Linked DNA regions of Mus musculus: all the other regions are linked to region 6. A link is a contact called in ENCODE Hi-C data. All regions are on one chromosome and are shown on one strand. Each heading gives the region's core, a stretch centred on a gene start or an enhancer-like site at or near the end of the contact. The rest is flanking DNA. Distances are from core to core; before and after follow the strand shown.

What was found. A loop is a pair of places that touch in the nucleus more often than their neighbours do.
Region 1: a loop to region 6 is called in a map of regulatory T cell, with 8 times the contacts of the local background. The contact joins the enhancer-like site here to the promoter of Sfi1 in region 6. A Hi-C loop is called at or near these places in 4 of 37 maps with a recorded cell type or tissue (T-helper 17 cell, T-helper 2 cell and regulatory T cell).
Region 2: a map of regulatory T cell shows a loop between it and region 6 (7-fold over the local background). The contact joins the enhancer-like site here to the promoter of Sfi1 in region 6. A Hi-C loop is called at or near these places in 2 of 37 maps with a recorded cell type or tissue (T-helper 17 cell and regulatory T cell).
Region 3: a loop to region 6 is called in a map of T-helper 17 cell, with 30 times the contacts of the local background. The contact joins the enhancer-like site here to the promoter of Sfi1 in region 6. A Hi-C loop is called at or near these places in 4 of 37 maps with a recorded cell type or tissue (T-helper 1 cell, T-helper 17 cell and T-helper 2 cell).
Region 4: a map of T-helper 17 cell shows a loop between it and region 6 (460-fold over the local background). The contact joins the promoter of Rprml here to the promoter of Sfi1 in region 6. A Hi-C loop is called at or near these places in 5 of 37 maps with a recorded cell type or tissue (T-helper 1 cell, T-helper 17 cell, T-helper 2 cell and 1 more).
Region 5: a map of T-helper 2 cell shows a loop between it and region 6 (138-fold over the local background). The contact joins the enhancer-like site here to the promoter of Sfi1 in region 6. A Hi-C loop is called at or near these places in 5 of 37 maps with a recorded cell type or tissue (T-helper 1 cell, T-helper 17 cell, T-helper 2 cell and 1 more).
Region 7: a map of T-helper 17 cell shows a loop between it and region 6 (41-fold over the local background). The contact joins the promoter of Oxld1 here to the promoter of Sfi1 in region 6. A Hi-C loop is called at or near these places in 3 of 37 maps with a recorded cell type or tissue (T-helper 1 cell, T-helper 17 cell and regulatory T cell).

Annotation. Positions count from the first base shown.
Region 1 is chr11:88,232,902-88,236,012 of GRCm38, reverse strand. The region is part of intron 1 of Gm38534 (a long non-coding RNA gene); the gene reads right to left. Among named protein-coding and RNA genes, the nearest start is that of Gm38534, 3.5 kb to the right of the region's middle. Within about 2 kb of position 1,832, at least 3 of the 3 ENCODE cell types and tissues checked have a DNase peak (open chromatin) inside an H3K27ac peak, as active enhancers do.
Region 2 is chr11:88,309,620-88,312,843 of GRCm38, reverse strand. No RefSeq gene overlaps it. Among named protein-coding and RNA genes, the nearest start is that of Ccdc182, 17 kb to the right of the region's middle. Within about 2 kb of position 1,856, at least 1 of the 3 ENCODE cell types and tissues checked has a DNase peak (open chromatin) inside an H3K27ac peak, as active enhancers do.
Region 3 is chr11:118,230,988-118,234,147 of GRCm38, reverse strand. The region is part of intron 1 of Cyth1 (cytohesin 1); the gene reads left to right. Among named protein-coding and RNA genes, the nearest start is that of Cyth1, 16 kb to the left of the region's middle. Within about 2 kb of position 1,736, at least 1 of the 3 ENCODE cell types and tissues checked has a DNase peak (open chromatin) inside an H3K27ac peak, as active enhancers do.
Region 4 is chr11:103,648,230-103,651,472 of GRCm38, reverse strand. Rprml (reprimo-like) reads right to left here and starts at 1,964. Exons shown (of 1, transcript NM_001033212.2): 1 at 893-1,964. The coding sequence starts at 1,692. The coding sequence ends at 1,339. 1700072I22Rik (RIKEN cDNA 1700072I22 gene) reads right to left here. Exons shown (of 2, transcript NR_131143.1): 2 at 2,460-2,867.
Region 5 is chr11:99,118,899-99,122,141 of GRCm38, reverse strand. No RefSeq gene overlaps it. Among named protein-coding and RNA genes, the nearest start is that of Tns4, 31 kb to the right of the region's middle. Within about 2 kb of position 1,448, at least 3 of the 3 ENCODE cell types and tissues checked have a DNase peak (open chromatin) inside an H3K27ac peak, as active enhancers do.
Region 6 is chr11:3,191,642-3,194,963 of GRCm38, reverse strand. Sfi1 (Sfi1 homolog, spindle assembly associated (yeast)) reads left to right here and starts at 1,361. Exons shown (of 33, transcript NM_030207.3): 1 at 1,361-1,604.
Region 7 is chr11:120,456,776-120,459,910 of GRCm38, reverse strand. It overlaps Oxld1 (oxidoreductase like domain containing 1), which reads left to right and starts at 1,841. Exons shown (of 2, transcript NM_025560.3): 1 at 1,841-2,098; 2 at 2,749-3,135. The coding sequence starts at 1,892. Ccdc137 (coiled-coil domain containing 137) reads right to left here and starts at 1,782. Exons shown (of 6, transcript NM_152807.3): 1 at 1,633-1,782; 2 at 1,166-1,299. The coding sequence starts at 1,766.

The DNA.
Region 1 (3,111 bases), core at 583-3,082, about 85 Mb before region 6:
TGGGATTCCCGGGTCAAGAATGATGCGAGGTGTTTTTATGGTCCTTCACCCACTTAGCCAGCTTACTTTTCAGAGTCTGAGCCCGTGAGCTCATTCGTGATTCATGCAAGCTGGCGTCTCACTTTCTGACGAGCTCGGGCCCATGCGGGTTAGGGGGTGGATCAGAGAGCCTCATGCACAGCCCGTCCCTGAGCCCTGAACTTGTCCCTGCTCCATAGAAACTCTAAAGTTCTAACCCCTCAGACTTGAGGGAGGCGTCCGGCGTCCCTCAAAGAGCAAAGGTCCGGGTCACCATGCTGGTGGGGCAGGACGGACTTCGTGGTCACAAGGAAGGTTCCTTAGGGACAATACTGATGCAAGAGGGAGCAACCTGACACACCCCTAGTTAATTTTATCAGGGACTGCATCGAGAGCTTTTTTTTTTTTTTTTTTTTTTAAGAATCGCAAGAGACGGTCCAGTCTGCCTGTGTTGAGGAAGCTGTAACTTTCCAGTGCTCCTAAATAGTGAGCCTGGGAATTGCTGTGACTGACCCAGGGGGAGGAGCTGGTCTGACCCAGGGGGAGGAGCTGGTCTGACCCAGGGGGAGGAGCTGGTCTGACCCAGGGGGAGGAGCTGGTCTGACCCAGGGGGAGGAGCTGGTCTGACCCAGGGGGAGGAGCTGGTCTGACCCAGAGGGAGGAGCTGGTCTGACCCAGGGGGAGGAGCTGGTCTGACCCAGGGGGAGGAGCTGGTTTATTTAAAGACCTGACTTTATTTTTTTTCCTTCCTTTCCTTAGCAGTTTTAGCTTTCTTTTTTGTTTCTCTCTGTTTTAGTTGGAGTTTGGGTTTCTTGTTTGTTTGGGGCTTTTGTTTTTAATGAGTCCCTTGTTGACTGGGCTAATAAGAACATTCCAGAAGTGAGGATAAGATGGCTAATTTCTTTCCACCTGCTTCTAATCTATAGAGAACAAACCAACCCAAGGCTTTACCCTCCCTGAGGGCTTCTCAGTTTCAGGGAAAACGAAACATCCCCGTGACAACTTGGCTCCCCTGTCTGTCTCTCAGGAGCCTCGCAGTGCAGATGTTGGGAGACACTGCTCAAAACAGTGGACAGGTGGGTCTGTGGGAGTGGGGGTAACAGGCTCTTAAAAGGTCTGCAAGCAAAGGCTTCGGGGAGACTGGGCATCACTGTGCCAGGCTCTATCATGAATGACATCTAATGACCTGCCCTTGGCCTTTTTTCTTCCTTCCTTCCTTCCTTCCTTACTTCCTTCCTTCCTTCCTTCTTTCCTCCCTCCCTCCCTCCCTCCCTCCCTTCCTCCTTTCCTCCCTTCCTTCCTTTGGTTTCTACTCTGCCTCAGCTTGACATGATAAAATAGGGCGTATGAAACTGAGCTCTGTGGACAGAAGACCGTCCCTGAACAGTCTGGGACTCGGGCATGTCTGTTAACCACCAGGCTCTGCTAGTGAGCATCCGATCAGGAGAATTCTGGAATTCAGAAATCTTTACCAGTTCTTGGTACTAACCTCAAACGTCCCTTGTGACTTGGGGCCTTTGGTTCTAGGGGTTCAAGTTTTCCCTCTGGGAAATGCCCAAAACAGTCCCCGTTCCCTAGGGAGTGAGTACGGGGTATGTCAAAGGAAGACAGAAGAGCCAATATTATAAATCACCCCTCAAGTGGCTGCCTAAACAGAGCCAGTCAGACCCCGGACAGCTCCCTTTCCCTGCCCTCCACACACACCCTGACAGCATCCCACAGGCCTCCTGCCTCCCTGTGAGGCCTCAGGCGACTTCACAGCCCGTGAATTTCCTTTGGCACTTTGAGGCTTCCTCCCACCCCCACCCCAGAGGATGCATGAGACCGCAGCAGGAAATGAAGAACATATTTTTAAATCAGAGGGGAAGCGATGTCTTTGTGTCAGATAAGTGGCCTGGATCCAGGGCTGAGAGACTGTGGCACATCTCTCCTTGCAGACAGCAGGTGCTCTTCGAGATGTGGTTGTGGCAACAAAATAAATGATGGATAATTGCTTTTGTGACAACTTGCCAATTAAATTAGACTCAGCAGAATAACATAATGACAATTTGTTATGCTCCGGTGGGCACTAACATACCAATCATAATTAAATGCTATGACTGAAATAGAATACGGCTCAACGCAGGAATATATAACCCCAATTCCCTCTCCGTGAAACATTATAGGTTGAGGCTTGATTTTAATTTCGGGAAGATAATGGCATTAGTGCATATCTGAGTGGGTTTGTGGAGAGGCCTGTGGTGAGAGGAGATGGGCCCGAGTGAAGGCTGGCCCAGGGGAACGCCCTGGGGGGCTGATCTGCAAGGTAGTGAGGAAGTGTGGGGAGTCTTTGGGCGAAAACAGTGTTTCTTGGATGTGTCTGGTCTTGCCTACAGAGCTTGGGAGGCACGGGAGAAAGCTGTTGCCAACAGCCTCTGAAGTAACTGGGCCTACACTGTAGAGTCCCAAAGCCCTCCATCTAGAATGTTCTATGGGTGTTTGTTCTCACACCCTGTTTTAAAAAAAAAAAAAAAAGTCACTCTACCTCCACCAAGCTTGGGAAGCAAGGAAGAAGGGGTGGGAAGAATGTAAGACCTGGAGGGAGGGAGAGGTGCTGAGAAGCCTGGTTGTTGTTCACGTGAACTCACAGCAGCACAAGGTCAAACCAGTTACATTCCAGCCTGGATCTAGAAGGGGCTGCACTGGGCACAGAGGACCTATTTATTGATTGCTAACTGCTGTTGGGCAAGGGAGAGTCATTTTTCTTTGAGAATGCCCCAGACCTATGCAAACATGGCCAGCATGACTGACATTTACACCAGCACAGATTCTGCATCCAAGGCTCAGGGGATATCGCAGAAGAGGAGTTGAAAAGGATGTAAGAGCTGTAGACTCAGGACGTCTGCTGTGAGACTGTGCCTTCTAGCTATGTCAGAAAAGCTATGCCCCTGAGATCTCAGCAACATGGCTGCCTAAAGATGGTCTAAAGGATTCCAACAGTTGACAGCCCATGGGTAGATGGGGGAACTCTCACGGGGCCATACCCCTAGATGCTACAAGCAATTAACAACTTTGAGAGAGGGAGAATTAGTTTTCCCCAGGAATGAACCCTGG
Region 2 (3,224 bases), core at 607-3,106, about 85 Mb before region 6:
CAAGCTTCCTGCCTGAGCCTTCTGGGGTGGAGTAGGGGGAGGTTTGTAGGCATGTGCTCCTACATCCACCTCAGAGGCTACTCTCTAGAGAGTAACTGGGGGCCAACCTGACAGGCCCAAGAATCCCATCGGAAAGCTGGTTTAGAAAAAACATAAGAGATGAAACGACTGTTTCCACACATGGAGAACCCTGGCTTCCTGAGGATGCTGGAGATGGCAAAGGAGCATGCGAGGCTCCTCTTATACAACAAAGAAACAGGTATGTAGGAAGCAGTTAGGATATGATGTCCCTTCCCACCTCTCTCCTCCTGAGACCTCTCTGTCCCAAGTGTAAAATAGAAATACTGCTTCCTTGCCAAGGAATGGCTAGAGGGATCAAGGCCACCCAGATGGCCTGGAAAAGATCACATACATGATGAGATTGTGGCTCACTGGCCTAGGACAATGATATAGGCTAGAGGCTGGGAGAAGGAAATTTGGATCCTTGGCCTGGAAGTGGGTCCTGCTTTGCTCCCTCCATCCAACATGCTCGGGAGGGGTCTGCACTGCCTGGGACTTCCGTGTGGCTTGGAGCTGTCCTCTCAGTCTGTTGGTGCCTGGCTCTCCTCTCTGTGCTGGGGGCAAGTCTGCCTGCTTTTCTCTGTTTTTAAGGCATAATACAAGTCCTCAGTAAATATTGCCAATCAAATGAAAGAATAAGACCCCAGAGAGGGGGAAACACCCTCTCAGCTTAGAAAAACAACCACAGACTGGGTACATGGGCCAGAAAAGCCTGGCCAGTGGGGTAGCATGAACTGACAGCAGCTTCTAGTAGAGAGAAACTTCTCTCCCACACCAAGTAGCAGCTCCATCACGCACACCCAGGCTTGCCCTAGTGTAGCAGGAACCTAGTACAGATGGGACCAGGGAGATGCCACCTGGGAGGGCAGTCCTATCCCTACAACAGACTGCAGAGCTTCCTGGGTCCATTGTCTCCAGACAGTCATACTCATGGACCCTCCGTGCAAAGGAGTCCCAGAGCTCAAAACCTGCCAGATGGGCTGGAGATGGGCCAGTAAAGGTCCTGAGAAGAGGGGTCACCCATTCTAGCAGACAGAGCAACAAGGAGAAGGTGGCCCTGCGGACGGTCCTCATCTGTGTGGACAGAATTGTTCCTCTCCAACGAGATCAACACTGAGGCTTTAATTATAGCTTGTCACTCATGTGCCCTTCCCCCCGAGAGGTGGCCACGCTGGACAGTGAGAGGAATAAGGCTCTCAATTCAGATGGCTCACCCTGATATGGTCAGGACATTTCTAACTTACAACACTAATATTCTGATGTAACAGGGCTAGGCCCTCCCTGGCTCTCTGGAAGCTTTGTTGTTAACCTTCCACCCAATATGGGCTTGGGTAGCCTCTTCCTTTTCCCATGCAGATAACAACTGACTGGAGTCACCGGAGCTTGCTTTACGGTGGACTCTTCTGTCCCCTTAAAGATGCCTGAGAGGGGAATATCCTAATACTAAGAGCAGTTTATCATTTCCTTCTACCGGGAGCTGAGACCTAGTGTACTGTTGTATCCTCTTCATCCCCTGAAGTAGCCCTAAACTGGCTTTAATTATCATATGCTTTTAATAAGGAAAATCCAAGGCTAGGGAGCTTTAAGGTCACCCAGGCACAAGCGAGACCGGAACCCAGGCGGCCCGACATCAGAGCCTGATCACTGAATCTCTTTGCTCTCTCCTTACACTTGCCCTAGTTACGGTAGAGGATGTAAAGATTCGTCTGTCTGCCTCTGCCAAGCAGCACAGATTGCTCTTGAAGCAGTCAGCAAAGGGCACAGGCTCTCATCGTGGAGACAGGTTGGCCCTGAGCTCTGCCAGGAGCCTGGAGTCCTCACCGGGCATCTTCACTCTCAGGAGGGGCTCAGCACATGAGAGCAGCCTTCCCCAGCTCCTTGGAAGGGGACAGGGACAGGTGTGACACAGAGAAAGAAGCTCAGCAGGACCCAAAGCTGCCAGAGTCACCCCTGTCACCCCTGGAGGCCTCTGTGAGCCAAGCTGGAAGAAGCTATTTGAGGTCACCTGCATAGCTCAGGGTTACTCCTGATTAGAGACTGAGGACTCTCTAGGGATAGAGACTTGGTGCTGGTGGAGGAGGTTGGAAGACCCCTGCTGCTGCTTGCTGGATGGGCAAGGAAACCCAGCCTGGGTCCTCGATCCTGGTTTGCTATTTACAGGGTCCCTCTTCCGTCCCTCTGAGTCCCACTTTCTTTATCTATACAATTCAGGTGACATGCTCTGTCCCGGTCCTGGGGAGATTCAGAGTGTGGTGTACAGACACTTGTCCCTGTGCACCTTCAGTGGCCCAGCTGGAGAAGTGGGGAGAGAAGAATCCCAAAGCCCCAGGACTGGGTCTCAGCCCCTTTACCCCTGGGCCCAAGCTGTAAACTGCACAATGGCCCTCAGTGCTTCAGGTCATTGGTGCTTCAGGCCAGAAGCGACTGGCGCTGGCTATTTCCACCCCTCTGGATAGATTAGATTCTGATGAATCCCAGCAGGCTCAGCTGTGGTCATCTAGCTTTCCCCAAAGGTGAGCCTCGATGCAGACAGAAAGTTCTGGGCATTTCAAATGCTTCCTTTTCTTCTCCCAGCGTGAGCAGCAGAGCCCCAGCCCATGTCTGCTGCTGGACACTGAAAGAACAATGTCTGCAATGGCTGTGAGGGGCCAGTCCTCCTGAGCTTGTTATATTCCCAAGCTTAACCCACCTGAGCCCGAAGTGACCTGCTGGTCTTGACGGTCACAGCTCAGGTTTGCCTGCCTAGTGCTAGGCTTCCGTTCACTCTTGGGTCTTTTCTTGGGTACTTATACTTTTTGGAATTTCCCATTGTCTGGACAATTCCAGCAGTTTGCCTGGTGACCTCATTGGAGGTCAAGTCTAAAATGTGGCTAGCTTTGTTTGGCTTTGATTCTCTTTAGGACGGAGTGGTGACAGCTCCCAGCATGCCTCACTGGGCTCCCACAGGAGCCTGGCACAGTCCACATACATCTCCCATGATGCCTTAGGGTTTGTGTTCATCATATATACTCTTGTCACAGAAGGAAATAGGTCATGGCCTCTACACATGAGCAAGAAAACCTGATCAGACAACTGGGGTCTCTCAGTGCTAGGGAAGGTTTACCCCGACCCAGACCCCCTGCTCGCTCCCAACAGCTCTGCTCCCCTCCTTACAAGTGTCCCCT
Region 3 (3,160 bases), core at 487-2,986, about 120 Mb before region 6:
CTTTGAAAGGTTTGTAACAAACCTTCAGAAGTCAACAGAGAAAAATGTGGTTTACAGCAGTGTGGTTCTGAAAGGGCATTAGTCGGTTTGAGTGAGTCACAGTGATTTTAGTTTCTTGTGTTATCATATTTCTAGGTTAGCTGATTTCCACACTAAAACAGGTCAGGAAGGGCAGAAGGAAAAGGAGCAGATCCCAGGAGAACTTGTCTCCCTCGAAGAAAACAGTGATCTCAGTAGTTTGGATTCAAAAGTAGGAGGTGCTCAGACATTCTGAGATCTATACCTGGAATGGCCATCCAAGGTTAGCTCAGGTAACGCTGGAAAGTGTTAGGCCTGCCTGCCCTGCATTCTGCAGCATGTGTTGCTTCGTGGAAAGCAATCCATTGTGGAAATGACCATATCCACTCATACTCATGTCATGCGTTCCAACGTTCCTCTTCTTTAAAATATACTAGGGTGTGGCATTGCACACTTTACTCCCAGCACGTGGGAAGCAGAAGCAGGTGCATCTCTGTGAGTTCAAGGCCAGCTTGTTCTTTAATCTATAATGTGAATTCTGGGACAGCCAAGGGCTATATCACAGAGTTTCTCTGTCTTGAAAAACAAACAAAACACCACACACACACACACATACATGTCAATCAGAGTATATCACTCATAAAAACAAAAATTAGCCAGGTGTGGCGGCACATGCTTTTAATCCCAGCATGTGGGAAACAGGATTGTGGATGTCCCTGAGTTCCAGAACAGTCTAGTATATATGGCAAGTTGCAGGACAATCATGGCTGCATAGAGAGAACCTGCCTCGAAAAACAAAATCAGGGGAGGGGAGCCGTGTAGGTGCTGCAGAGTCAGCTCAATGATCAAAAGCACATACTGCTTTTGCAGAGGACCCAAGTTTGGTGCCCAGTACCTACATCTGGCAGGTCACAACTCCCTGTAACTCCAGCTCTAGTGGGCACCATAGCTTCTTCTGGCCTCCTTGGGCACCTATGCTCATGTATACATAGCCATACACAAGTATACTCATACACATAATTAAAAATAAAATAAATATATATTTTTTTAAAAACCAATTCATCCTGGCTTTCCAATCTACTCATATCTAATGAACCAAGTTACCACAGGCTGAGACCTAGGAATGACTGAACACACAAATACACATGGATATAAATACATGTGTATAGTTACTTATTTTTAAGACTTGAAATTTTGGGGACTCTGAAGGTAGACCACCCAGCCCTCAGAGTATTCTCTGCAAGGTCCTGTGGCAAGCTGCACGGGCTGGTGATGGTGTGGGCTGGCCAGCAGGGTAGTTGCCTTCACTGCTCACATAATGCATTGAATGAAGGCAGGAGGGCTTTTGTACCCATCGAGGTTGCACAGGGCGGATGTTGCACGATGCTGGCTGCTCTTCTCCAGCTGTAAACTCTCCAGTCTGATTTCTGTGGTTTTGCTCTGGGCCATTCAAAATTCCCCGTAGAGAGCTTTAAGTTTTCAGAGGTTCTTAAGAAGAGATTCAGCAGATCAAAGAAGTAAAAAAATACCCAAGCCTGGCTGCCTTTACTCCATTATTACAATTACCAAGTTTAACTGCCTACCTCCTTTAGCTTCCTGAGTGGCTCTGTGTGGTTTTCTGTTTGGTCTCTTTGAAGAGATAGCCTCCCCATATGTGACTGCCGTTTCTGGGCAGCCCCTGCATCAGTGCCAGCTATGCTAGGCAAGGACCTTGTCTGTCCAGCAGAGGGCACGTGCCCCCAGTACCTCTCTACTTGTCCTACCGGGTAAGGGAAGGACTTAATACTGGTGCCAGACCCAGGAGACCCTCAGAAGATTGAGGCCAGGTAGTTGGCCCCGGGGGTCTTCTGGGGGCCCTTTGTCTTTCTGTGGGGTTAGTCACATGGTAGGCCTTACTCGGCAACAGTTGTGCCCTTTTACTTTCTTTTCTGTAACACTTGGGGAAGTTTTGAAAAGTTATTATAGAAATAGCCAAACATAAGCAAAAATAGAAGTGTGTGACCTCTGCAGCTGTCTCAGTTTGCATTGTGTATGTCACCTTTTAGGTTTTCTCTTGTGCACATTCCTACCTGTTCACTCGCTTCTTTTCTAGAAAATATGGACTTTTTTGTGACTTGCTCTTTAAATAAATACATATTGTTTATATGTATTGTGTAATAAACTTGTGTTCTTTGGAAGAACAGTGCTCTTAACCTGAGTCTATGCCCCAGCACCCCTTTTTAAATATAATATTTATTTGTTATAAGAATTACCTTGATGTAGCTCTTAAAAATATTTTTTTTAAATCTCAGTGTTGGTGGGGATTAACTTTGTTCTATAAATCTCGCATTGTGTCTGTATCAGTCAAAATTATAGCTTTTCTTTCCCAAGTTGTATGTGTCTGTGTGATGTGTCTGTGTGAATGCAAGAACATGTGTGTGTGTGTGATGTGTATGTGTGAGTGCAAGAGTGTGCGTGTGTATGTGATGTGTATGTGTGAATGCAAAAGTATGTGTGATGTGTGTAAATGAAAGAGTGTGTGTGTGTGATGGGTGTGTGAATGCAAGAGTGTGTGTATGTGATATGTATGTGAATGCAAGTGTTTGTGTGTGTGTGTGTGTGTATGTGTGTGTGTGTGTGTGTGTGTGGAGGTCAGAGGTTGATGTTTGATGTCTTTCCTTCTTTTTTCTCTACCTCTGTTGTTGTTGTTGTTATGAGACAGGGTCTCTCACTCTGTGGCCCTAGCTGGCTTTGGAACTTGTTATTTAAATGAGATATGAGAATGGCATCAAAGAGTTCCATCTGCCTCAGGCTTCCAAGTGCTGGGCTTGACATTATCAGCCACCATTCCCAGTTTCACCTCATCTTTCGAGACAGGGTCTTTCACTGAACCTGGCCAGCCAGTCTAACCCAAACAGTGAACTCCAGGAGTCAGCTGTCCCCTCCCAGCGCTCCATACTGCTGTGCTGGCTTTTACATCCTAACCCAGGTCCTCGTACTTGAGCGGCAAGCATGTTGCTGACTGAGCCATTTCCCTAGCCGTACCAGGTCATTTTTCAGTTCACTCGCCAAACATATCTCTTAGACACCTTGTTACTGGAACCCTTTCCCTGAGGTGACTTAATCAAAGGTCTACCTCCTCCTTATAGGGCACAGGTGATAA
Region 4 (3,243 bases), core at 715-3,214, about 100 Mb before region 6:
AGGGAGGCACCTGAGCTCGGTTCCCCAGAGCCCTTTCCAAGTACTTTATGCCCAAGACTGGCTAAGAGGGTGCACATAGGTCGAAAAGCCTAAGGGAAGAGGGCTTTCCTCCCTGTGGTGGCCTGGACTCAGTTGTACCCCAGAGCAAAGGCTTGCTGTAGATGGCCCCCTTCCCTTCCTTCTGGCCAGTAAGCACCAAGTCCCCTCCAGAACTCAGTTTCAGGTTATAAGGGACTAGAGGGTGCATTTTTTTAAATGGGAGGGTCTAGTACTCAGAAGACAACTTCACCTGGAGGCCATTTTCCTCATCTTAAACACCCCAAGTCTCCTTCCAGGACAGAACTGTTCCATCCATCTACCATCCGTAAGGGTGGGGTAAAACAAGCCATTAAATGGGGCTTCTGGGCTCAGCTTGGAATTTTACTAGACCCAGCCCCATCTACCCAAATGAATTTATCTGATATGTTTATTTTATTCCCTCCCCAAAATTCTGTTCGCTTTCTTTTTCCATTTCCATTTCATGAAGATGACTAAAATTTCCAGCAATTAATCTCATTAAGTGTCTGGCTGCCCCAAAGGACCTGCCTCCTCTACAGTAGTAGTGTAGAAGAAAACAGTTCTTTGTAGGAAAAAGGAAACAAAAACACAAAAAAAGACAACAAAAACAACGTTTAAAAAAAAAACCCAAAAAGATAAAACAGTTCCTTTCTTTCTCCTCTTGGTCTGAGAACCAGGGAGCTTCAGAGCTATCTGCCCCATAGCTCCTTTAATGGACCAAACTGGGCAAGAAGTAGGTCACGGTCTCCTCCCTATACACACACACACACACAGACACACACACAGACACACACACACACACACACACACACACACACACACACACGGCACAGTTAGAATGTATAAGGAAGCCCGACGGCTATGGTTTTATTACAAAATTTCTTCTCAGACGCAATGCGAGATCAGATGCAAAATCTCAGCGATGCACCTCTTCCCTGAGCCCTCCTTGGAGCTGGCCCCCACCAACACGGCCGACATCCCCGCCATAGTTAACCTCAGCCCCGCATTGCGTCTCCCCATCCCTGTCTCCCACTCTGCCCCGAACTTCTCTTTGTAAAAAACCTGTGAAGAACCCTGCGTCCCCGGCCCCTGCTGGAGCGCACACAGGACGGAGTCTGGCATGACAGTCCCTTCGCGCACCGCCGCCGCTGAGTCCTATGGTGTCCAGACCCGGGTGGTGCGAGGTACTTCGTTGATCGCAGGCAGCGGCCAAAGCCTTGAGAAAGAGGCTCCGTAGTCTCTTCCTCGCGGTGCTTCAACTCTGGCAAGGGCGGCCGGCGCTCAGTATAGTCCCAGGATGGCGGCGCCCACGTCCTTGGAGGGCCTGCGCTCCTGCATCAGAAAGTTGATCATGCTCTCGGACTTGATGAGCAGGTTACAGCCCAGGAAGAAAACGCCGAAGACCACGGTGAGCGACAGCACGCAAAGCACGGCGATCTGCGCCACGCGCGACACCCACAGGCTGCGTTCGTCCGGCGCCAGTCCTGCGGGGACCCCGTCGCTGGCGGTCAGTGGTGCGCCGCCGGGGCAGCAGTCTAGCCACGTGCCCAGCCCGTGGCTGCGGTTTCCCAGGGTGGCTCGGGCGTCACCACCCACCTCTTCCAGGCCGCTGTGGTTCAGGAAGCTCACGTTCATGCCGGCGTGGTGCCTGGGGGGGGTCTGAGAACGCAGGCTAGGACGCGCCCGGGAGCTGGCGGCGTCCGCTCTGTCGGGGACGCCCGGGGGGTCCCTGGATTACCCTTGCGCCAGGAGGAGAGGAAGGCGGGAAGTCGCCCACGCGCGCTGCGGTTCTTGGTCCGCCTACCTCCCCAGCGGGAAACCGGCGGCCAGGAGCAGAGAGCAACAGGCGGCGCGCGAGCTTGAGAGAGCCAACAGTGCGTGGCAGTCGCCCACGGAGCTCCGAGACTGCCGTGCTGCCCCGCCCCTGGCAACCGCCGAGCTCCGCCCCGCCCCGCCCTTCCCCAACCCACTCGCGTCGCCCAAGCTGCGGGGACACGAACCCCTCCCAGCGTGCTGTCTGCGCAAAGCCCGCTGGACAGGGTCAGAGTGTTCAGGCAGCTCCTGCCCTCGGGCCAAGTAATCTTTGACTCACTCTAGGCTGTCTGTTTTGGGCCGAAAGCTGCCCCAAAGGTGCGGGTTCCCAGAACTGTGGATGGGGGCGGTCTGGAGCCTTTTTCATTCTGTTACATTCTGTGTGTGTGTGTGTGGGGGGTAGCTTTGGCCCACGGCATTGCCCACTCCAACGGGTGTGGCTCTGGGTGGCCTGACTGTGCCACATTGTCTCTGCTGGCCCCTCTCAGCTTTTCCCTGGCTGAAGGCTGTCACAGCTAAGAGCTCTTTGCCTCTTACCATGGCCCCATATGCCACCTCTTTTTAACATATTTATTAAAATTAAGTCATTTGGCGGAGTTTCTATTTTATTTATTTTATAGAAATAATCATTGTAGATCACTTAGCACGGATCAGCAAAAGTTGGGAAAAACCCTCTAAAACTGCAAAATCCTGCTGTCTGGGGTGGGCCAGTGTCCTTACCTAGGTACAACCTCCTCCTGGTTGTCTCTATTTGTGTCCGGGAATGCAGCGTCTTGCCTACTGTAGCGTACATGCTGTTTTGTACTGCAAGGATCTGGCTCAGACAGTCTGTGCTTTGCTTTTGGCACCAGAATTTCTTTAGAGAAATGCTCCTATATTCCTTTGCTCATTATTCTGCTCAGCTTAAGGCAGGGCGGGGGTGGGGGTGGGGCGGAGAGGTTTAATCTGCACTCGCAGCCCATGTCCTTGACTCTGTCCAGCTGTAGTCCAGCTGTCTGCTGCAAAAGGTAGAAGTAGAGAGTGAGTATGGGGACTTCAGGGAAACCCGGCTCCAGTGAGCATACTCAGTACACGTGGGGGCAAATGCCCTGCTCCATAAGCTCTCAATCTTTCCTTCCTGCCCCCCTTACCCTTCCATCACTCTGGGTAGATCCTGCTGGGTAACTTGGTGTGAAAGGAAGGTTGAGAGATGTTTGCCTTTGACCTGTAGTGTGAAGGTAGAGAGAGCGAGCTAGGACCCCTGGAAGCTAGCGAAGATCACCAAACTAAACACAAGCCTGGGCTCTTACCCGGCTCCCCCCTCCCCGCTCTTGCTGGGACAAGAGTCAGCCAATTGCCTATGTCCAGCTGCCTGAAGAGGGGCGGGGCAGGAAG
Region 5 (3,243 bases), core at 199-2,698, about 96 Mb before region 6:
CCTAATGCCAAAGTGAAAAATCAAGGACAACTTCTGAAGTTCCTGTCCCCACTGTGGGTTCCAGGGAGCAAACTTGGGTTTCAGCCTACCCATTTACTTGCTGATCCATCTTGCCAGCCCAGGAGAGCACCAGAAACAGATCATGAACTTAGATATTCAGTTATTACTCCACCTCCTTACTGAAAAGTGGTAAGGAAAAAAATAATAAAAGGCTTCAACTCATGAAACGTTATCCGGCCAAGAAGCGCTTACTTTCCATGGGACAAGGCAGTGCTCCTGAACCATGCCTGATCTTGTCCTCCACGACATGGACAATATGTATTAGAGAGAGAGAGAGAGAGAGAGAGAGAGAGAGAGAGAGAGGGAGAGAGAGAGAGAGAGAGAAGAAAAGGTATAAGGGAGAGTGGAGCGGGTATGGCAGGCCTTTCCCAATCTTAGTTGCCTGCTGCTGGGTAACTGAGCACCCCAAAGGTTAATGTCCTAAAGAAGAACTTCAATGATCTCAGCTCCTGCAGGGATGGAAACAGGTGTGGTATCTGCAAGCTGCAGTCACGGTGTCCCCGGGGCTCTGCCAGGGAACGATCCACCTCCAAGATCTCACACATGGCTGTTGGCACGATCCAGCTCCTCGTGGGATGTTGGATTGAAGGCCTCTGTCTTCTCAGCACCTCAGGTCTTTGGCACGCCAGTCTCTACGTGGGACGGCCCCTCACATGGCAGGCCCACAGCAAATAAAGGCGAAGGCTGTAGGGAATGAGTAAGAAGAAAGCTGAGAGCCCCGATTATCCAGGGTCTAATCTCATAAAGGACGTCTCTCGTTCCTGCCATGTTTTATTCATTAGAAAGCAAGTCACTAGGTCCAGCCCACACTCAAGGGAGCTCGCAGGAGGATGTGTGGTATGCCTACCACATACTCGAACATTTATAGCATCGTCTCAATAACAAAAACAATATTTGCTGAAGTTGCTTGTCTAATATGGAAATGTTCTAGCTCTGTCCTGTAGGCCTGTACCAACTTCTCACAAGCGCGGGCCCCCGCCTGCGCCACAGAGAGCATGATATGCCCGCAGCTCTCTTCACGCACACAAAGCCCCTGCCGAGCCTGCGCGATCTAGGGGCTCTTTTTCCGGATGAGGGGTTGGGGGATTGAAGGAGGAGCCCTGTGACATTCTAGAAGCCAAGTGTCCCAGAGAGGAGGCAGCCCCAGGCTCACCTCTGAAATGGGCTTAGTTGCTACCTTGCTCCAAGCAAGACTTTCCTTGTTGCTTTTTAAACAAGGCTGAATCCTTAATCAGCCAGCAAGGAAGGCCCAAGCAGATGTGGCGGCTGTTGGCTCCTTTCTCCGGCCTCAGTTCGGGCCTTTTTTCCCTTAGCTTCCTGCATTCCTGCTTGGCTACAGCAGGCTCTCCCTTCCTCTCTGGCTCACAGTCCCTTGTCCTCTCCCCTCTCCTCGCTTCCAAACCTCTCCTGCCAGGTTCCCACGGAGACTGCAGAACTCAGAGCGCACTTCCTTGCAGACAAGGCCAGGGCCTTACCGGACAACGACCCTTGGGGATGCCTGATGCCAATCAAGAAACGATTTTTTTTTCTGTACTCTTTTTCTTTTTTTAAAACCTTTTATTTATTTGTTTGTTTGTTTGTTTGTTTTAAGACAGCGTCTTGCTTTGTAGTTCCAGGGCAGGTTTTAACCCAAGCTAGACTTAAATCCACTATCATCCACCTACCCCTCAGCATCCCAAGTGTTCAAGTGCAGGGATTACAAGTGTGAGCCACTACCCCACAGGGAGAGTGGTAGTAACATTTATTGATTGATTATTTTTATTTTATGTATACTTTGCCGACATGTACATCGGTATATATCACATGCACATCTACTGTCCGAGGAGGGAATCCAGGTCCTTTGCAACAGCAAGTGTTCTTAACCACTGAGTTAACTCTCCAGCCCTGGGGAGTAGCATCTTTAACTAGACATCAGACAATTCTTAAAGGCAGGCAAGACTGAGAGTCCACTCCTCTCACTGGCTCTTGCCACACACCTGAACACCATGAGCTAGTTCTGTCCTTGCCCGCCTTTGCAAGGGCACCTTTGCAAGGCCAGTGGAGGGGAGAGAGGCAGAAAGGGCAAGCTAGGGGTAGTCAGACTAGAACTGTTCATGCAGAGCCAAGCGCGCTGGCGGGTGGCGGGCGGTGGTGGTGGTGGTGGTGGTGGTGGTGGTGGTGGTGGTGGTGGTGGTAGACGCCTTTAATCCCAGCACTTGGGAGGCAGAGAAACTGTCTTTAAAAAAATAAAAACAAACCAAAACAAAGTGCTGTGCAGAGGTGAGGAGTGTGTGTGTGTGTGTATGTGTATATGTGTGGGGGGGGGTGGATAAATAGGATCCTGGGGAGGCAGTTGCCAGCACAGACAGGGTGAGAGAGGAGACTGCAGGAGCCAGGACTCTTCCCCAAGTCTCTGCAAGTCAGGAAATAAAGAGCACAAAACAAAGAAGGTTCCCAGGGCTCCTTCTTGGTACAGTCTGAGTTGCCCCACAGCCAAAGGATTAGAGGTGCCAGATTTAGCAAATAAAAATCCAGAAGCCCCATGAAATTTGCATTTCAAATGAGCAACAAAGGTTTTTTTAGTCGAGGGCTCATCCCAAATAGGATACAGGTGTCCCTGGTGTTAGTTGGCAACATAGCCAGGGTTATGTGGAGGCTAAAGCCCCCAGGCTGTGGTCCATGATTGTTCCAAAGGCTTCCTGGAGAGAACAAATTTCTAGGGTTGCTGCTCCAGACAGTCCATGCAGCCCAGAAAATACCCCGTAGCAGGCTCAACAACCAGAAGTAACCAAAGACAACCGGAAACAGCCAAAGATGACATAAAGAGTGGATTCTTTACCCAGGGCAAAGGGCCAGGACCAAATGACTGAAAACAACAGAAAACCATTGTGTTGCCATTCTGACAATGACATGTTCAGAATTCAAGGTGTGCTGGCAAGCCAGTCTTCCTCCGACTTTGATCACAGCTGTTAAAACCCTACTTCAAATAAGATCACATTCATCCACACCAGGGACTGGTACTTCAACGTATGATTTATTGTGGCGGAGCAGGGCAAGATACAAAGAGGAAAACATAGGTAACCTTGTCCGTTTTTCGTGTATAGGGGTGTTGGCTGTCTTTTGGTTCTGTTGTTTGTTTGTTTGTTTGTTTGTTTTTGACGTTTGTGTGTTTGAGACAGGGCTTCGCTAGTGGTTGTCCTGAAA
Region 6 (3,322 bases), core at 112-2,611:
TCAGGACCTTGTTGGCTCTTTTGAGATAAAATCTTGTTTTATAGCATTGGCTAGCCTGGGATTCTCTTTGTAGAGGAGGTTAGCCTGAAACTCATATTCACCTGTTTCTGTCTCTCTAGAATTGGTATTAAAGGTATGTGACTCCATACCTGAGTCCAATGATCTTTGTGGTTTTTTTTGTTTGCTTGTTTGTTTTGCCTTTGGAGACAGGGTTTCTCTGCCTAGCCCTGGCTATCTTGGAACTCACTCTGAGGAGCAGGCTGGCTTTAAATTCAACAGAGATTCATATGCCTCTGCAACCATTCCTTCCCCCCTCGCCTGGCCCCCACACCTTTCTTTTTTGAGACAGTCTTTCCAAATTTCTGACAGTGATCTTAAAATTAGTGATTCCCTGCCTCAACCTCCTAAGTAGCTAGGGAGTGCAGGCACGAACCATTAAGCCAGGTTTCTTTTTCTTTCTTTCTTTCTTTCTTTCTTTCTTTCTTTCTTTCTTTCTTTCTTTCCTTTTTTTTAGGGTTCTCTGTATAGCCCTGGTTGTCCTGGAACTCACTCTGTAGACCAGGCTGGCCTCGAACTCAGAAATCCACCTTCCTCTGCCTCCCAAGTGCTGGGATTATAGGCGTGAGTCACCACTGTCGGGCCAGATTTATTTTCCCATTATCTTTATTTTTTGTGTGCATGGATGGTCATGGCTTGTGGCTAGAGGTCAAAGGATGGCTTCTAAGAGCGAGTTCTCTTTTGCCATAGGAATACTGGAGATTGAGCTCAGGTCCTAGGACTCAGGAGCCATCTTGTCATTTCAGCAGACTGGATTTAAACACTTTTCTTGTCCATTCTGAGTCTCATTCTAGCTCAGGCGGTACTGGAATTCACTCATTAGGCCAGGTTTTCTTTAACTGCAGGGATCCCCCTGCCTCAGCCTCCCACAAATGACTGTTACCAATAATTGCTTTTAAATCTTTGGATTACAAAATTACCATTTGTAAAAGGGCAAAACCCATATTTCTTGGGTTTAATCTTTTTAAAAATTTTGAGTATGAATGTTTTGCTTGCATATAGGTCAAACGGGAGCGCGACTTGGGAGTCACGGCTGTTTTAAGAGCCACCGTGTGGGTATTGGGAGTCTGGATGAATGAAAAGTGCATTTAACTGGTGAGTCATATCTCCTGCCCCTTGGTTTTCGTCTTCAGACACCCACCCACTAGTTTTCACTGTTCTTAGTATGAAACTTCATACTTTGTTCTGAAAGTTCTCTTTAAAGATTCGGCTGTTTGATGCGGAGATTACCGACGTGAGCCACCACGCAATGAAAAGAGACACTTTTCCGTCTCACACCGGTCCCATGCAGGAGTTGTAACTAGTGACCCGCTTCTCAGAAGCGCAGAAACTTCAGGGCAAGAAAACCGTAGGAAGCCGAGCTTAGAGAGAAGTCTCTGTTTCCTGGAAGACAGAGCGCACTAAGCTGGACAGAGCAGCTTCCGGCGCGGGTCGCGTTGCCGTGGAGACGGGGGAGGAGCCGCCGTCGGCGCAGGGCCGGAAACTCTGGGCTGGGGCCCTTTGCTACCACCTCTGTCTAGCGTCTGCTGAGGAGTCACCTCCCTCAGGTACGAGGCCCGGCCTAGCGCCTCCAGCTTTTGACTGGCTCGCCCTTGCGTTTTGAAGTTGGCGGAGCGCGCGTTCCTAGGAACTTTGTCCTGGAACGGCTTGGTCGGGGCTTCTGCTTTCTTCTGTAGAAGTGCAGGAGATGCTGCCTACCCACAAGGCTCTGGTCCATGCGTGGAAGTGCGAGCAGGGCGTGCGTAAGGTCGCTCGCAGTCACGGCTGCACTCGCGCTGTTTCTGCAGGGTCTATGCATCCTTCTCCCCCTGGTGGAGAGCTCCGCTGAGTGATTCTCCAGCTCGTGCTTCGCTTACTAGTCTGCGCAGATCCACGTTCGATTCAGGGGTGTGGCGGGGCGTAGGGCTCGTTGGTACACTGAGCTCAAGTGACCAAGCAAGGAGCTGAGCTCACGTTGCGTTTGTACCATGGAACCTCTTCTGGTTTAGTTCCTGAAGGTGTATCGAGGTTTGAATGAGAGTGGCACCTTTGCCACCTGTTAGCTGATGGTCTTGAGCATCAGCCTGGAAAATGACAATAAGCACCAGCTGAGGTGCCTGTTCTTAGAGTGGGTCGTTCATGAAAAGTGCTTCGGAAAAACATGTGCAACCCGTGCTGTAAATGCTGTCTTAATTGTAGTCCCTGAGCTTTAGATTGCCTGGTAATTATCAAGTAATTTGAAGTTATCATGGTTTAAAATTTAATATTAAATATTTTTAAAAAGAAAGATGATTTATTAAAGGAGCCAGAGAGATGGCTCAGCGCTTAAGAAACCCTTACTCCTTTTTGAGACAATACCAGTTGGAATCCCAGCGTTCACCACTGGTGGCTCACAACACACCTGAAATGCCAGCTCATAGGTAGACTGATTGTCTGGTGTCCTGAAGGCTTTGGGCTCCATTTCTGGCGTCTCTATAACACAAGCTAGCTCACACTGGCCTCAGAACCCAGGCTAACCTCCAATTCATGATTATTTAAAAACATTAAAAAAAAAAAGATTTATGTGTGTGGCTGTTTTGCGTGCATGGGTGTCTGGGTACCTTGTGCTTGCCTGTTGCCCTCAGAAGCCCAAATGGAGAGGTCAGACGAGGGCATTGGAACCCCAGAACTGGAGTTCCAGGTGATTGTGAGCCACCCCTGGGTCCTGGGAACTTAATCTGGGTACTTTGGAAAAGCGGTCAGCTGAATCTGATTCGTCCTCAACAGCTGAGCCATCACTTCAGCCCCTCTCCCCCCCAACACAGCTGAGCCATCACTTCAGCCCCTCTCCCCCCCAACACAGATTTACTTTTATTGTTTTTAGTTATGTGTTTGTGGGGGTACATGTGTATTTGTACAGGCTCTCTTGGAGCCACGAGTGTTGGGTCGATCTCTTAATGGATTCCTTGGAACTGTAGTTAAAGGAGGTTGGAAACCACAGGTTGTGGGTGGTAGGAACCAAACTTCATTTCTCTGCTAGAATATCATGTACTGTTGTTAACTGCTGGGGTATTTCTCCAGCCCTGATCTCAGCTTTTCAAACTGTAGGTCAGGACTCCATATGGGATGAGTCTTGAAAACTTTGACAAGAGTATAAAGGCTTCTAAACATATGGCCAAAATGAATTAAAAAATCAAGCTCATATCACCAATTCCATGGAATCTGATACCTTCTTTTGACCTCCAAGGAAACTATGTACTCATGTGGTACTCGTACACACATGTAGGCAAAGCACTTCTATACATAC
Region 7 (3,135 bases), core at 592-3,091, about 120 Mb before region 6:
GAGAAAGCTAAAATATTCAGTTCAGAGGAGCCCCAAATGTGATGTCAAGACCTACCGGCTCCTGTCAAAGATGTCCAGTGCCACACAGGCAAACAAAGAAACCAAAGCAGTGTCGATCATAGCAGCACATACCCATAATCTCAACAACCAGGAGGTGGAGGTAAATTGATTTTGAGGCCAACAGGGCTACCTAGAAATAACCTATCAGAAAAACCCAAAACACACCAATGTGGCTGGAGAGACCATGTACTCCAAGGGCTGGAGAGATGACTCCACAGTTGAGAGCACTGAGTGTTCTTCCAAAGGACCAGAGTTCAAATCCCAGCAACCACATGGCAGTTCAAGGTCTGACACTCACACAGACATGCATGCAGGCAAACCACAAGGCATGTAAAAAATGGAAATAAACTTTAAAAAATGTATTCCTTAAGGACCTGAGTTTGGCTCCCCAGCAACCACACTGGGCAGGAAGGCCTTTAACTCCACGTTTAGGATAATTCCATGGGATCCAACGCCCCCTCATGGCCTCCAATAGCAATTGCACATGCACCCCTCTACACCAGTCACACTTGCATATACATAAATGAAAATAAAACCTCAGCTGGGCAGAGGTGGCCCATGCCTTTAATCCCAGCACTCGGGAGGCAGAGGCAGGCGGATTTCTGAGTTCAAGGCCAGCCTGGTCTACAGAGTGAGTTCCAGGATAGCCAGGGCTATACAGAGAAACCCTGTCTTGAAAAAAGCAAAACAAACCCTGTCTCGAAAAACCAAAAAAGGGGGCTGGAGAGATGACTCAGAGGTTAAGAGCACCGACTGCTCTTCCAGAGGTCCTAAGTTCAATTCCCAGCAACCACATGGGAACCACATGGGCTCACAAGCATCTGTAATGGGAGTTGATGGTCTCTTCTGATATGTCTGGAGAGAGCAATGGTGTATTCATATGCATAAAATAAACCTTAAAAAAAAGAGAGAGAACTTCAAAAGTCCAAGTACTTTTATATAAATTATAAAAGCACTGCTGTAAAATCAGCCCTGTGCTGTCTTTCCCATACCCTGCACTCCCAGTACCGGGTCTTGGTGTAGTCCCTGTGCCTCAAACGCCTTTCAGAATTTGGGCGACTGGATGGGTGCAGATATGGTGGCACACAGCAATGGCTGTACATACCCTCCTTTTTTCTCTTCTTGTTACTTAGCGTCTTTTTCATCTCCTGTCGGCTCCTCATAATTTCTCGGAGCCGAAAAGGGATTTCTTGCTCATCCTGGTTCTTAGGCTTGCAATTCACTTTCTTCTTTTCTTTGCTGGAAAGGAAACCCAGGCGGAGTGTGACCCTTCCCATGTACAACACAGCCGGACACATAGTAGGAATTAACCCCGTAAAGAAACGGTTCCGGGGCCAAGAACACACGGTCCTCCCCTCACCCTCGACCCAGGCTGCCTTCAAGTGCATTTTTCTCTGCACGCTGAGGCAAAAGGCGCTCTAGAGCCCAGGGAGGCTGGCAGCTCTGACCTCATCCCCCGAACGTGGCTCACGAGAAACTGGAGACACTCACCTCCGTTCATTCAACACATGGCCTGGGCTGAGGGACGCAGGAAAGTTCCCAAATGGGTCCTCTCCCGGGGTTGGCACCTACCTGCGCTGTCCGGGCAGTGAGGCCGAGCGCTGCTGTCCTTGAGCCTGCTGCTGCCGCCGCCCCTGCGGCTGTCCCGAGCCTCTAAGACCGGCCGACCGCGCAGTAACCAGTGCTATGTTCCCAGGCCTCGCCATGACTACCCCAGGCGCGTCCTGCACGAAGCTATTTCCGCCCACTTACAAGCTCCAGGCCTGCGAGCATCACTTCCGCTTCCTGCGCTGCGTCCCCAAGCTCCTTGGCTCCGGCAGCCGCACCAGCTATGGGGTCGCCGCTGCAGACCCTGTCCCGGGGAGGCCGGGTGCGAGCTGCGCTCTGGTGCTGGACACAAGCCCGCGGCCTGAGCGGCCGCCAGTGCCCCAACCGGGTTGCGCGAAGCCTTTCGTGCAGCCGGGGTTTCCCCGTTCGGGGAGGCAGGCCAGCGCTTGGAGGAACCATGGTCAGCGTGCTCACTGAGAGCTTTCTTCAGGTCTGGGCCCCAGACGAGTTAGTGGGCAAGTAAATTGCAAGAGTAACAGTGACCATGGGTCATGGGTGAATAGCAGGGAAGGGAACCCGAGGGCCTTTGAGACGTGAGAGACGGAAAATGGTGTGACCCAGTGTCCTTAAGCGTCTCTTGTGAAGTGATAGAAGGACGACACCGAGCCGAGGATGTAGTCAACATGGTCAGAGAAGAGCTTAGCTACAACTGGCTGATAAGGGCCTTCCCCTTATCCTGTCCAGGATGTGTAGTCAGTCTGGCTATCCGATCTGGACTTGTTCCTCCTGCGAACTTTGAGAGTGAATGCCCAGTGTTAGGCATTGAGCCGAGCAAGCCCTTAACAAGTTCCTTTTCAGCCGGGCAGTGGTGGCACACGCCTTTAACCCCAGCACTCGGGAGGCAGAGGCAGGCAGATTTCTGAGTTCGAGGCCAGCCTGATCTACAGAGTGAGTTCTAGGACAGCCAGGGCTACACAGAGAAACCCTGTCTCGAAAAACAAAACAAAAACAAACAAAAAAAAAAACAACATCCACAAAAAAACCAAGTTCCTTTTCATACCAACCAGTATGTCCACTTCCCAGATAGGGAAACAGTATACAGAAGTCAGAAGAGTCATGCAGACTATCCCATGTTCGCAGGGAACGCAACATTTCTCCAGCTGGGACTGCTGCCAGAGTCTTCACAGACACCGTGCTCCAGTGCAAGTCACTGATAGCCGCAGAAACTTGGGGATGGACCACAGGGAAGAAGGTTTCCAAGTAGGTACAGAGGATGACAGGGAGCCAAAGGCTTCCCTGCCCAGGGGGAACCCCACAGGGCCCCCATGCTCGCTGCCACCTGAGCTTGAGCCTCCCACCAACTGCTGCATGAGTGGCTGCCCTAACTGTGTATGGGTAGATTATGCCGAAGCTCTGCTGAGGCTCTACCAGGATGGCGGGGAGAAGGCCCTGGCCATTCTAGAGGAGCACGTGACAGATGAGAACCTCAAGGCCTTCCTCAGGATGGAGATCCGGCTCCGCATGCAG